Regions from separate parts of the Homo sapiens genome. Here region 1 is linked to region 2. Evidence: chromatin loops called from intact Hi-C (ENCODE). Cell type or tissue: Caco-2. All regions are shown on one strand. Links, peaks and the distances in the headings refer to the core of each region. The heading gives the core; the rest is flanking DNA.

Evidence for each region. A loop is a pair of places that touch in the nucleus more often than their neighbours do. Peaks named below come from ENCODE experiments on the same cell type or tissue, not always from the same donor. Only the 100,000 strongest peaks of a DNase experiment are listed, where the experiment ranks them.
Region 1: a loop joins it to region 2, with 2.5 times the contacts of the local background. A loop is called at or near these places in 5 of 110 quality-filtered maps.

What each region holds. Positions count from the first base shown.
Region 1 is chr20:38,876,300-38,882,872 of GRCh38, reverse strand. The region is part of intron 2 of PPP1R16B (protein phosphatase 1 regulatory subunit 16B); the gene reads right to left. Among named protein-coding and RNA genes, the nearest start is that of FAM83D, 47 kb to the left of the region's middle. In Caco-2, for the core only: no CTCF peak of the experiment used is centred there; a DNase peak (open chromatin) is centred at 3,852; H3K27me3 peaks cover 126 bases.
Region 2 is chr20:38,654,933-38,663,141 of GRCh38, reverse strand. No RefSeq gene overlaps it. Among named protein-coding and RNA genes, the nearest start is that of ARHGAP40, 57 kb to the right of the region's middle. In Caco-2, for the core only: a CTCF peak has its summit at 4,046; a DNase peak (open chromatin) is centred at 4,035; H3K27me3 peaks cover 385 bases.

The DNA.
Region 1 (6,573 bases), core at 1,574-6,573, 220 kb before region 2:
TTCCTATGCCCGGAGCCTTCTTTCTTCCCATTCTTGGGCTGGCAAACTCTTCTTCATCCTTTAGGTTTTAGCCAAAATGTCACCTCCTCTGGGAGGCCTTCCCTGATTGCCCTAATCTCCATTGAGCTTCCCCATCTATTCTCTCCACACTACCCTGCATTTCTGCTTTTGTCCTTTACAGCAGCACTTACTTTGTTACCCATGGAGCTACTTGTTCCTGAGGGCATGAAACTATTTGTCAGTGTAGTCCCACAGACATGGGGCACAACAGGAGTATGACTCAGGAATAAAAAGCAATGATTGTGACTTTTGTACAAAATCGAGTGAGGCCAGATGTAGTGGCTCACACCCGTAATCCCAATGCTTTGGGAGGCTGAGGCCGTAGGATCACTTAAGGCCAGGAGTTCGAGGCTGCAGTGAGCTGTGATTGTATCACTGCACTCCAGCCTGGATGACAGAGCAGGATGCTGTCTCTTAAAACAAGAACAAGAACAACAACAACAACAACAAACTTAAAAAAAAATGAGTGAGCAGACACCCTTCCTTGAGCCTCCCTCATCAACACCACCTGACCTGGAGGCTGACCACAGCAGTCCTTCAGCCCCACCCAACACTGTCCCCCTCTGCAGGCTGGATACAGGGGACTCAACATGTCCCTCTGTCCAGGATCCCACTCCTCATTCTCTCTGCCCTGTGCCCTTGCTCTTTCTACAGCCCAGCACTAACTGTGTGCCAGGCATTGTGTTAAGCCCTTCATATCCATCAAGTCAATTAGTCCTCATAATCCAGTTACGAGGATAAGTAACCTGCTGTTATTAAATAGCTCCCTGCGATTATTGCTCCAGTTTACAGATGGGAAAACTGAGGCTCAGATTTGCATACATGAAATGATTTGCCCAAAGACACCTGGCTGGGAATGGTAGAGCTGGGATTTTCACCCAGGCCCAGCCAGCTCCGAAGAGTGAACCCTTAACCACTTTGCTAAAATGGTACCAAACAAGGACCCAGGGAAGGAAGCATATACAGCGGAGAGAAGAACAGGATGGACACAGATGTTATCATGAAGAGAGCCCACAGGGATGGCAAAAAGCTAAGAGAAAGGTCAAGAACATTGCCAATAAAGGTCAGTGTTCCAGAACATCATGTGATAGAGAAGACAGTTGCCAACAGGCATTGCTGCAGCCTTTGTGGTTACTATATTTGCAAATGAAGTCACTGAGGCACAGAAGTGAACACTGAGCCTGAGGTCCAGCGCCACCTCTGTCGGTCTCCCTGCTGCATCTCCATTGTAGGTAGACCCCAGCCTGCCCCTGCTTCCAAGCACCCTGGTGGCCTGCCTGATGTCGCCACATCCCGCCCACTGGGTTGCACCTCCTGCATGAACAGCCCAGTCCGCACTGACTTATTTCCCCCTCTTCAAGGTGCTGTCAGGACTGCTGTGTGCCCAGCCCTCTGCTCTGATAACGCCAAAGGGCCAGCACTCTCAGAGCAGCCCCTCTGCTCTCCTCCCAAGTCAAAGCTGTCCTGTGCCCCCAAGGCACTGCGCTTCCAAAAATCACCCCACTGAGCAATTGAAACCTTTCCACCCACCACTGCTCCTCCCTGGAGCAGAAATAGCCAGAAATAGCTGCTCCCAGGGAAGCCCGGCTGCCTGGAGCTGAGGGTGGAGACTCAGTCAAGTTGCATGGTGGTTTCTGCAGTGGCTGGTGCAGCCCGCCCCTCTGCCAGGCAGCTCCCCCGGGATCCTGGGTGATGACTCACCCTGGTGGACCAGAAAGACACGGGCTTCCCTCAAAGTCACATCCCCAGGACCAAGCCTCAGGTCCCAGGAGCCAGCCCCTTGCTCTTCCCCAGATAGAAAGTATCACTCTTGGCCCATTCAAGAAGAGGAGGGGTTGGACAACCGTGTGAAGACGCGTGGAAATCAGAGCCCTCGGGCCCTGCTGGTGGGAACGTAAGATGGCACAGCACTGTGGAAAACAGACTGACAGGTCCTTAAAAAGTTAAACAGCATTACCATCTGACCCAGCAATTCTACTCCTAGGTATATATTTAAGAGGAATGAACATATATGTCCACACAGAACTTTGCATATGAATGTTTTTATAGCATTAGTCGCGATATCTCTAAAGTAATACCCAAATTTCCATCAACTAATGAATAGATAAACAAAATTCCATACAATGGAATAGTATTTTTTTCTTTTTGAGACAAGGTCCCTCTCTCACCCAGGCTGGAGTACAGTGGTGTGATCAAGCTCACTGCAGCCTCAACCTCCAGGGCTCAAGCAATCCTCCCACCTCAGCCTCCTAAGTAGCTGGGAGTACAGGTGCGCACCACCATGCCCAGCTAATTTTTTTTGTATTTTTGTAGAGATGGCATTTTGCCATGTTGTCCAGGCTGGTCTCGAACTCCTCAGCTCAAGTGATCCTCCTGCCTCAGCCTCCCAAAGGGCTGGGATTACAAGCGTGAGCCACCACACCCAGCCCTGCCTGTCTTTCTCTGTCTTCACTTCACCTGGTTAATTCTTACTTAGATTCCAAGTCCCAGCTTCAATGTCATTTATTCTGCAAAGCCTCTTGCAGGTCTCCCAGGCTGGGCCAGGCACCCTTCTCATATGACTGCTGTGCCTCCCAAACTCCAAAAAGACTTAACACTATTTTATAGTTATGTATGGATTTGTCTGTGTCTTTACGACACTAAAGTTCTGGAGGGATAGGGTGAGTAGGACCATCTTTTGGCTACCGTGCTGCTCCTGTGATGTAGTTCAGGCCCCCAGTCAATTTCTGATGACCGCAGAAGTGAATGGAGCTTACCTGGCCTCTACCCAAGCCTCAGAACCAGCCAGAACATCTGTTCTTGAGCTACTCTATGCTTCTTCCTTTGGACAAGAGCATTCCCAGGCTGGGCCACAGACTTTTCCTTGTCAGAGAGAATCTTCACCCTTTGGCTTGAACAAAGAGGCCAGTTCCTCTCCTAGCATCTCTGACACCCTTAGCACCACCAGGACAAGATGGCCAAGGGGACCCCAGACACGTAGCTATAAACCTGCTCCCTTCTAGAACCTCTGTGCCCAGGACATATGTCTCTGCTAGACAGAAGGGGTTGACAGAGATTCACATCAGCTACCCAGATGCCTCTGCACATGTAACTTACATCTGGCATTGGGTGTATGCAGGAAAAGTGACAGCACACCCTTTAGGATATAAGCTCTATGCGGGCAACTCGTGTCTGTCTTCTTATGTGGGGCATGCAGCTCCTAGAGAAAGCACTCAACAAATATTTGTTGACTGAATGAACAAATTAAAAATATTTTTTTAAATTCTAAGAATAAAAAACTAAAGATACCCAGAAAACTGATGTACAAAGTAGGCCTGCAGTTAATCTTTTTCAATATGTATAGTCTTTCTGACACATGGAGGTTGGGGTGAGGTGGGGAATCACTTCCTAATGTGTGAGGGGACATTTGTGTATTCGATTTCCTCAAAGGGAGGGAGAACTGCATTTAACTCAGCTACCGTGAAGATGATATGGGCCTGTAAGATTTCTCCACCAAAGCTGCAAAGACTGTGTGCCTTGGACCCTTCCCTCTCTCTTCTTCTCCCTTCCTTCCCCTTCTCTTACCCCTCACTGTACTTAATCTCAGAGACTGAAGGCAAGGGTCCCCCTTATCCAGAAACACGAACTTGGAACTTCCTCATTCTATTCATAAATACATCAGACCCCCGCTGCACCAGGCCCCTGTTCTTTACTGATTCTACCTCCAGAATTCTCCCAGCACCTCTCCTTACAGCTTCACTGCAGACCTAGGGACCTGATCTCCCTTCCGCTCCGCAGAGCCTGGCCCGCCTAAACACGCACTGGCCGTCCGGGAGCTCTCCAAGGTATCTGCTCTTATCCCAATTCCCCTCTCCCCAGATGCCCTGAATGCCTCTTTCTGACTCGCTCTTGCTCTCTAAAACCCATCTCTCACCTCACTTCTCCTTCCAGCTATCAATCCTGAATTTTTAAAAATAGTCCATTTACTTTATATCTCCAGGCAAGTAATAGATAAAAATATTTCCAGCCCTGCAGGTAGGAGATACATGCATATAAACACTGTAATAGCTTCACAGCCATCATAATAGCATCTAACATTCATTGACTATTTTCCAAGTATAAGGCACTGTACCAGGATGTTACATGTATTATCCCAGATCCCTGGGATGCCTCAATCCCCACAACAACCACATGACTTAGGTGCTATTATTAGACCATTTGACAGATAACTTATATGATTTTCCCAAGATTATTTAGCTAGTAAGCACTGAGACTCAAATTCTAGTCTGGTTGATTCCATACATAACTGGTATTTCAGGCATGACTAATTACAAGGGACCCTCACTCAAATATAGCCAAGAATAAAATCCATTCCTATCAATGTTTAGGAAAAGGCAACAAGCTGTGTATGAAGGGGGAAGTTCCTTCAGCTCACACCTGTCCACTCTGAAGCTTCCCTCTGATTTCCCTGGTCCTGTTCTGCTGTCCCAAAACTACCTCCCCTGTCTCTGCCTTGGCTTTCAATTTTGGTCTTTCCTAAAGATGCTACTCTGCCTCAGCCCTGTATTACATAGGACATGAACAAGTGTCTGCCTGGGGAAATAAAACAAGATTTCTGAAAATTTTAAAGGTAACCACATAAGAAATTGAAGTCACTACTTGTATCTTCCATATTATCGATGGAAAAGATAAATGCAAATCAACACAGTATTCATTAAAGTCACAAAATGAAAGAAATAATAAAAGAAATAAATGCCACAAATCACGAAGCAAGATGACCGACATCCAAACATGTACCAGATGAGTAAATTGAATCATTTATCCTTCCCATAAAGCAGCAATGATTTGGTTGCCAAAAAAAAAAAAAAAAAAAAAAAAAAACAACTGTGTGCTGCTTACAAGAGATATATTCCAAACAAAATAACGGAGACTAAAATTAAAGGAATGTTCAAATATAAAACAGGCAAACACAAACACAAAGAAAGTGGAGGTGGCAGCATTACTATTATGAAGAATGGAATTCTGAGCAAATAAGGAGGTAATCAACTTTAGGCTGATCAAAAATGAGATACTTCAAAATGAAATTATAAACAGAAAGCAGATCAGTGGTCGCCTGGGGCTAGCGGTGCAGGAGGGGAGAATGAAGTCATTATCAGTGAGGAAACCTTATGAACTGCATAATCAGCAAAGTCAAATTCAGTAAAGCAAAAATGGTTAGTATAGGCTGGGTGTGGTGACTCACACCTGTAATCCCAGCACTTTGGGAGCCCGAGGCGGATGGATCACCTGACGTCAGGATTTCGAGATCAGCCTGGCCAACATGGTGAAACCCCATCTCTACTAAAAATACAAAAAAAATTAGCCGGGCGTGGTGGTGGGTGCCTGTAATCCCAGCTACTCAGGAGGCTGAGGTGGAGAATTGCTTGAACCTGGGAGGTGGAGGTTGCAGTGGGCCGAGGTCGCACCATTGCACTCCAGCGTGGGCAACAAGAGCGAGACTCCAACTCAAAAAAAAAAAAAAGTTAGTATATAAGTCAGAAGCACAGTTTTCCTAGGAATTTTCAGCACACATTCTCCCTAAAGAAAAGATCAGAGGGCAGACAAAGATTTACGAACAAGGATGTTCACAGCAGCATTGTTTATATGCATATTGTTTATAAGTGAGAAATCCTGGAAGCAACCCAAATGCCTAAACAATTGGAGGTTGATTTGGTAAATTATGAAACATCCATATAATGGAATATTCTGCAGCTGGTATCTTTGAGGAATTTCTAATGACATGGGAAAATGCTTGATATATAACATAGAATGGAAAAACAAAGAGTCAAAACTTTACATTCAATGGAATCTCAACTGGAAAGGAAAAAAATGCTTTCCATACATCCACACACTTTTCATTGGAAAAAAAATACAGTAGCTATGATTTATCAGGGATTTTTATTTTGTGTTTGCCAGTATTTCCCAAGCATTTTAAAATCCATATGTACTACCTTTATAATCAGAACTTCTCAATTTCACTAAAAAACAAAAACCTTCCGCAGAATGATAGCCAAGTGGTAAGAACTCTATTTCTGCTCAAAGTAGCTAGTGCAGAAACAAAGTCTCAACCTGGCTGACCCCATGAAGGAAGTGCTAAAGCTGGGATTCCTGTATTGAGTAGGAAGTTAAATAGCAACAATAATACAAACCATTTTGTTTGGAGAGTGCAGGGGTTGGCACACTGTGGTCTACAAACCAAATCTGGCTTAATTTTATACTGCTTGCAAGCTGAGAATGGCTTCTATTTTTTTTTTAATGGTTGAAAAAAATCAAAGAAGAGTAATATTTGGCAATACATGAACATTACATGAAAGTGGCATATCAGTGTCCAAAAACTAATTGGAACACACGCTCCCTTGTTATGCATTGCCTATGGCTGTTTTGAGGCTCCAGCAGCACAGCTGAGGAGTTAGACAGAGACCATATGGCCACACAGCCGAAAATATTTCTTATCTAGCCCTTTGCAGAAAAACTTTGCTGATCCTCAGGGTAATG
Region 2 (8,209 bases), core at 1,590-6,589:
CTTAATGCCACTGAATTGTGCACTCGAAAATGGTTAAAATTGTAAGATTTTTGTATGTATATTTTACCACAATAAAAATATACATACCAGCCGGGCACGGTGGCTCATGCCTGTAACCCAGCACTTTGAGAGGCCCAGGCAGACAGATCACCTGAGGTCGGGAGTTCGAGACCAGCCTGACCAACATGGAGAAATTCCGTCTCTACTAAAAATACAAAATTAGCTGGGCGTGGTGGCACACGCCTGTAATCCCAGCTACTTGGAGGCTGAGGCAGGAGAATCGCTTGAACCTGGGAGGTGCAGGTTGCGGTGAGCCGAGATCACACCATTGGACTCCAGCTTGGGCAACAAGAGCGAAACTCTGTCTAAAATACATATATATATATATATATATATACACACACACACATATATACATATCATAACATTTGCTGTTTTAGCCCTTTTGACTGTGCAATCCAGTAGTGGCATTAAGTCCATGCATATTGTTGTGAAAACATCATTTTAAAATTACAAAAACAAGCATGGCTACATTACAAAATAAAATGTAAAATTCATGTGAATATTTGAGAGGAAATCATAAAATTTCACAAAAGAGCAACTTGTGTGGCTGCCTTGGAAGCTTGGAATGGCAGCTAGTTCTGTCTCATTCATGGCAGTATCCCCAGGTCCCATCACAGGGCTGTAGACAGAGGACACCATGAGAACATTTGATTTTAAATGAAATGTCAACTCATATTTTAATTAATTAATTAATTAATTTTTGAGACAAGGTCTTGCTCTATAGCTCAGGCTGGAGTGCAGTAGCGCGATCATAGCTCACTGCAGCCTCAACCTCCTGGGCTCAAGTGATCCTCCCACATCAGCTTCCTAAGCAGCTGGGACTACTGGCACATGCTGCCACGCCTGGCTAATTTATTTTTATTTTTTATTTTTAGTAGAGACAGGGTCTTGTCCTGTTGCCCAGGCTGGTCTCAAACTCCTGGGTTCAAGCAATCCTCTCACCTTGGCCTCCCAAAGTGCTGAGATTACAGGCATGAGCCACGGCATCCAGCCTTCAACTTTTATTTCAGATACATTCAGGGAGTACATGTGCAGGTTTGTTATACGGGAGTATTATGTGATGCTGAGGTTTGGAGTATGGATCCTGTCACCCTGGTAGTGAGCATAGTACCCAATAGGTAGTTTTTAACCCACCCTCCCCCTCCCCCATAGTAGGCCACAGTGTCTACTGTTCCCATATTTATGCCCATGTGTGCTCAACGCTTAGCTCCCACTTATAAGTGAGAACATGAGGTATTTGGTCTTCCGTTCCTGGGTTAATTTGTTTAGGATTATAGCAAGAATAGTGTTTTGAATGGATGAATGAATAATTGAATGAGCCAATGGGTAGAGTTCATGTTTGCTCCAAGCTCACCTGCACTTTCCTCTTCCCTTAGGGCCCTTTTTTGGGAAAATGTCAGGGAATATTGTCCCACAGTGTTTCTGACTCAGGGGCATTTCCTGAGCCCAGGCCTTCTAGAGGGAGTGGCTCAGCCCCTGAGGATTGGCGCCAGCCTGGGTGATGGTCAAGGGCTCTCCTGCCCTTCTCTAGGCTCCACTGTACTCCAGCCTGGGCAACAGAGCAAGACCCTGTCTCAAAAAACAAAAAACAAAAAACAAAAAACCAGCATGACAATAAACATTCTATTGTAATTTCCCAGATTTCAAAGGAATCTTTTTACTCATTATTTTAAAAGCCTGCACAAAACTTCATCTATTCAGCCAGTCTCCCTATGTTTCGTTTCGTTTCTTTTCTTTTCTTTTTTGAGGTAGGGTTTCGTTCTGTCACCCAGGCTGGAGTGCAGTGGCACAATTATAGTTCACTGTATCCTCAAACTCATGGATTCAAGTGATCCTCCTTCCACTTCCTGAGTGCACACCACCATGCCAGACTAACTTTTTGATATTTGGATGAGACGAGGTCTTACTATGTTGCCCAGGCTGGTCTCAAACTCCTGAGCTCAAGCCATTCTCCCTACTAGCCTCCCAAAGTGCTAGGATTACAGGCATGAGCCACCACGCTGGCCCTTATGTTTTGACATTAAATTGTTTCACAATTTTCCATGTTAACCATATTAGTTATGATGAGTTAGGAAGCTATTTGGCCTGGACCCTGACATCCTAAATCTTGGAGCAACACCTACAAGCCCTGCAAAGTCACCTTGGAGATACAGGCACCAGGGACAAGCCAGGTCATACTTAAATTTTATAATTTGTGGGGGCTTTGGTCCCAATGACTTCTGTGGAAACCCAGATCTGCCTCCCAATTCTGGTCTAAGTCTACTTCAGCCAAGGGGATCTCTTTCTTCTATGCCTGGGGTCCTGCAGACATAACTCCTCCTGGCAATGGAGTACAGAGGCATCAGCAGCCTGGATCTTCTCTTAAAGTGAAATTGTGCAGCCAGCATAAACAATGCTGAAAGAATTAGCTTCACGATATAGCCTTTCCACAATTAGAGATTATTTCCTTAGGCTACAAATCCAGATCAACTGAGAGGAAGAATCTGAATGTTTTAACTACTCTTTGAATGTAGTAAAGTTCTAATAGAAATGAAAAGAGGGGACATGTCCTATAAGGTGCTTTTCCCAGTAGCCCACCTAATCTGCCAACCTTGTCCTTCACTTCCTTTACCAAGCATGGTGAGGAATACAGAAGCCAACCAGGCCCAGGGGCTGGTCTGCTCAGAACCCAGGCCAAGAGGAAATGTGGGCACCCACGTCTGTGAAGCAGGAGGAAACCCACTTCATGGGATTGAAAGGGAGGAAGCCTGAAAAGCTCTTCCCATAGTTCCTGGTCCATGCTGGGACCCAGGAGATGCTAGCCATTGCTCTCAACTCTTTACATTTTAGCTCTCATAAAAGGTCAAAGCGGGTCTAAGTCAGGTGGCCATAGAGTATAGGGTTCTTTTGTTTTTGTGTTTTTTTTAGAGACAGAGTCCTGTTCTGTCACCCAGGCTGGAGTGCAGTGGTGTGATCATAGCTCACTGCAGCTTTGAACTCCTGGGCTCTAGTGATCCTCTCACCTCAGCCTCCGGAGTAGCTGGGACTACAGGTACGCACCACCATGGCCGGCTGATTTTTAAATTTCTTGTAGAGGCGGGGTCTCCCTTTGTTGCCCAGGGTGGTCTCAAACTCCAGGCCTCAAGCCATCCTTCCATCTCGGCTTCCCAAAGTGCCAGGATTACTGGCGTGAGTCACAACGCCCACCCAAGGTGCAGGGTTCTGTGAAAGGAAAAGGCAGACAGAATTTGGGGTATTTTTTTTCTTTCCAATAGAGAAGAAAAATCTCACTGAAGGAGGAAAGTGGGGTCTTGGCTAATCATAATCTCTTTGCATTTCCCCATCCCCACCCCTGGTTTAACATCAGCTGCCGCCCCCACTCGCCTTCATCCCATGTGCTTTGTGCCCCCACCCCCGTGACTCATACTCCTCAGATCCATCAGGGCCCAATTGTTCTCCAGGCCTCCGGTCCAAAGCTCTTGATGGATTTAGTAATTGGGGTAATTACGGTAATTTTACCTTAAAGACAGGCAGCTGCAGATTTTCTATTGGGGAGCCCCCTCCCTGGGCCTCCTGCCAGCCAACGTACAGGAACAATGACAAGTGGCTCCCACTCCCCTGCCCCAGAATGCAAAGTGGTTGGGGATGGGGGTGGGGAGTTCTCAATAGAAGGCATCTCCCACCCTCTCAGCAGCCCTGGGAGGCAGGCACGGGACAGCAGCACGGGTTTGCCAGGAATCATTTTCCTTTCTACCACCCCAGCCTTGGAAAAACCAAGAAAAGGGGATGACCCCCTCCCCCAGCCCACCATCATTCCCTGCAAGTCTGTGGATGAAGTCCCTTATGGATCCCTAAAAGCTTCAATTCCACATATCCTGTGATCTCCAGGTGTGAGGAGCAGGCAGGAATGATGGGTCCTTGGAGGTGGTGGCCCACACCTGCCCACAGCCAGGTACCAGGCAGCATCGTCCACCGTCCCTGGAGCAAGAGCCTGGGCTGCCCTGCCCCAAGCGGCAGACTAAGGAATATTCACCCCTGTCCCAGTGCTCTCAGATGCCAAAGAGCCAAGAGCTAAGGAGGACTTCGGAGGTGGAGGACTTGGGAGGTGGGAGAAGCTCTCTAAGCTGAAATCAGCTTAGAGAGCTTCTCAGAGAGGAGCAACTTGAATTAGGCCTTGAAGAATGTATGAGACTCCTTTGGCGTGCCGGGGGCAGTGAGTCCCAAGCCTGTCTCTGGAACAGATTAGCAGCACAGTCTCCTAAAGGAGGATTTGGGGGCTGCATTTAGGGGAGCTGAGGGTAAGCCTAGGGCATTCTCAGAATTCCCAGGCAGGGCGGCTTGATAGATGTAAATGTTTCCTGTCTTCCTAAATCTCTCAGGATCCATTTGCAGCCCCTGCCCACTCTGCCCCCTGCCCGCTTGCCTTCTCTCAATTCCAGCCACACCAGCTATGCAGAGTCCATCTCAGGGCCTAACATGTTGTTCCTTCTGCCTGGGATGCTCCCTTCCACCTCTCACCCACTCACCTTTCAAGCCTCAGCTTGATATCACTGCCCCAGAAACCTCCTGGGAAACCCCAGATCCAGTCCAGCCACCACCCCCCAACCCTATATGTTTGTGTCTCCCTGTCCTTCTTCATTGCATTTACCGTATTGTGAGTATAGAAAAATGTGTGTGATGACTGATTTCTTTTTCCACCCGAGTGCAAACTCCAAAAGGAAGTTCTGTGTGGTGTTGAGTCAATGTTCCATTCCCAGTGCCTAACTCTCAATAGACATTTTTGTTGATTGCACGTTGAAACTTTTCAACAGGCAGAAACTGGAGTGGTGGGAATGCATTCTAAGAAAAGGGGCCAACGTATGCAGAGGCTGTGATGCAGGAGCAGACAGAGTGAGTTCAGAGGACACTGGGGCCAAAAAGGGGAGGGGAGAGGGAACAAGGAGGCAGGCAGAATAGCTGGGAGGGGCTCTCTCTGCTTCATGGGAGTTAGGGCTGGGCTTTTGGGTGGCCCCTGCTAGTGATGAGGAACCTTGGCGAGAGTGAATCTCCTTCCAAGGTGTCTCCTGGAGACACTGTGCCTTGGAGCAAAGGGATGCTTGAGTTGGGGAGCTAGGGGCTGGGAGAAGGGTGGAGGAATCAAAGGTCAGATAAGGGACATGGTACCCTACATTAGCCCCACGGGTTTGTAGAAATTACTGAGAACATAACTCTAGTTAATTGAATTTCCAAATAAGTGAAGTGATACTGTCGACCCAATCCAGATCTCTCAAGCTTGTGACTTCAGTGTGCTCCAACAAGTCCCGCGGATGGAGTCTTCCCTCCAACACACACAGGCTGGACGTTCAGGGGTATGACCACCCAAAGCAGCCTTGAGCAGTAACTGACCATGATGGGGGCTTTTTTTTTTTTTTTTTTTTTTGACAGGATCTCGCTCTGTCACCCAGGCTGGAGTACAGTGATGTGATCATGGCTCACTGCAACCACTGCGACCTTGACCTCCTGGACTCAAGTGATCCTCCCACCTCAGCCTCCTGAGTAACAGGGACCACAGGCATGTACTACCACATCCAGCTAATTTTTAATGTTTTTAAACTGTAGAGACAGGGTCTTCTTTGTTGCCCTGGCTGGTCTTGAACTCCTTGACTCAAGCGATCCTCTTGCCTCTGTCTCCCAAAGTGCTAGGATTATAGGTGTGAGCCACCGTGCCCAGCCCAGAGTGGGCTTTTCAATACTCCTGCTTCCTTGCTTCCCAGGGGTAACCAACCCTGAGAAGTGTCTCCATGGTCTCCCTGGGTTCCCCAGTGGGATTCAGCTCCAGTCACCCACACAGTAGCTGGTGCGATGCGGTAGCTGGTGTGATGCAGTAGCTGGTGTGATGCGGTAGCTGGTTTGATGATGCGCTGCTTATTGGCGCCTTCCCTTGCCTGTCTCATGTCTCCACTCCCCTGCTGCTGTTTCCTTCGCCTCCCACATAAATGACTTTCACTGGAGTCCTTGTCTCACTGCCTGCTTCTGGGGACCCACACTGAGACGCTGCCAAGCCAGGGGATGCCCGCAGGGCACTCTAGGGACTTCCTAATGGAACATCCAAGGCCTGGGCTCCACTACTACCTTGGCCACTACAGGCAGAGCACCCCTCTGTGTGGTCCACATGTGCCAATTGGCCTCACTGTGGTCTTTGTGGCACTAGGCCTTTGCGACACTAGGCCAGACTGGTGCTCCCTGTGTCCTGGGGCTACCTGCAGTTGTTGGGGGCAGGCCACTTCGGGCCACCAAGAGGCATGACCAGTGTGACATGGGAGCATCAATGAATGGCCAGAGGGCTCAGCCCTGTCCTCCAGCACTAGGGAAGTGGAGGGCATTCGTAGTTGCGGAATTTGTCAACTTGTCCTGCTTCTCACCTCCCTCCTTGGGGGTCCCATTTCTCCACCTCGCCCACCTCCCACAGGGGCCAATGAATGGCCCAGATCCTCCTAGGATTGGACCCCAAAGGCCCCGCCCACAGTTCTGGCCAGCCAATCACTGCCTCCGTTGAAGATGGGTACAAAGGGAGGGGTCTGGGTGGAAACAGAGAGAGAGAGAGAGAGAGAGAGAGAGAGGAGAAAGAAAAGAAGAAAGAAAGAGAAAGAAAGAAAGAAAGAAAGAAAGAAAGAAAGAAAGAAAGAAAGAGAAAGAAAGAGAGAGAAAGAAAGAAAGAGAGAGAGAGACTAGAGAGAGCTCCTGGGGAACCTGATTCAGCTCCTGGGGAACCTGATTCATCCCTTAGCCCAGGCTGTCCCAACAATCCCTCTGACCTGCACACAACGAAAGCGTCGACAAGGGCTTTGGCCGAGATCTTTCTCTTCCTTTTATCTGCAGAGCTCCTCTCCCAGCTCATCCCGTGGCTGGCCCCTTCTCATCATTTTGGTGTCGGTTCAAGGGTCGCCTCCTCAGACAGGTCACATCTGCCCCACCCCAGCACCCATGGCTCCTGTCCATGCTGATGGCTTTCTATTGCCAGAACCTAGGACTCTGCCTAGATCCTCCTCTGGCAGAGGAGGGTGCTGAGCCTGCCTGGGGGACCAGGTAGAAATGCCGGGGGGCAAACGCCCTGGGAGTAGTCCTCCACCAGTAAGTGGTGGGGGTTGGTGGTTAACACTCTCCCTTCTTTACTCCACGTGTCAGCGGCGTATTCTACGCGGCTTCCCGGGAACCCCTGCAGCGTGGAGTCCCAGTTGCCCGAAGCCGTAACCTGCTCTTTAGCACACCTTCACTGGCTTCTCCCCTCCCCGCCTCACTTCCCCATTCCTCCACTGCGTCTTTCTGGGATCACCTCCCAAATAAGCACCCTGCCCTCTGGTTCCTCGTTCAGGGTCTGATTCTGAGGGCACTCAATCTAAGACCCTTCCCTGGCCCCTCAAAGCAAAGATTCGCCCACATTCCCCACGTCCTCTCTCGTCTCTGTTTTACTTTTCTCAGCAGAATTGTATTACAATATAAAATCTTTTCATTTCTAGGTTAGTATATCTCTCGCTCGCTAGACTGTGAGCTCCACAAGGGCTGGGACCTTCCTTGATTTGCTCATCACTGTGGCCCCAGCCTAGCCCAGTGCCAGGCACACAGTAGGTGCTTGATATAATTGTTGCGTGACTGTAGGTTTCCTCATTTCATCCTCATCATCCTCTTTGGTGATCTAGAAAGAGCAAACTGAATCTCTAGGAGCATAGAGATTCAGTTTGCAAATTACCTGCAAATTTTGGTTTGGGCAAATTACCTGCAGCCCCATAGCAATAAATGCAGCCTCTCCCAGGAAAGCACACACCTGAGGGCCAGGTGAGAGTCCGCCCCTGCTGAGGCTCATTTCCACCCTTTGTCCAAGGAAACTCTCCTGGTTGAAGACATCTTTACAAATTCCATCCTCCTTCCTCTCAGAAGATGGAGGCAGCTAGGAGCTTCTATTAGCTTACTAAGACTCCTATAACAAACACCACAGGGTGGCTTAAACAACAGAAGTCTATTTTCTCACGGTTCTGGAGGTAGGAAACCCAAGATCAAGGTACCAGAAAATGTGGGTTTTGGTGAGGCTTCTCCTAGCTCGCAGACAGTTGCCACCTCACTGCGTCCTCGCGCCGCCTGTCCTCTCTGCTCTCGTGGGGAGAGAGAGGGGGCTCTGGTGTCTCTTCCTCTT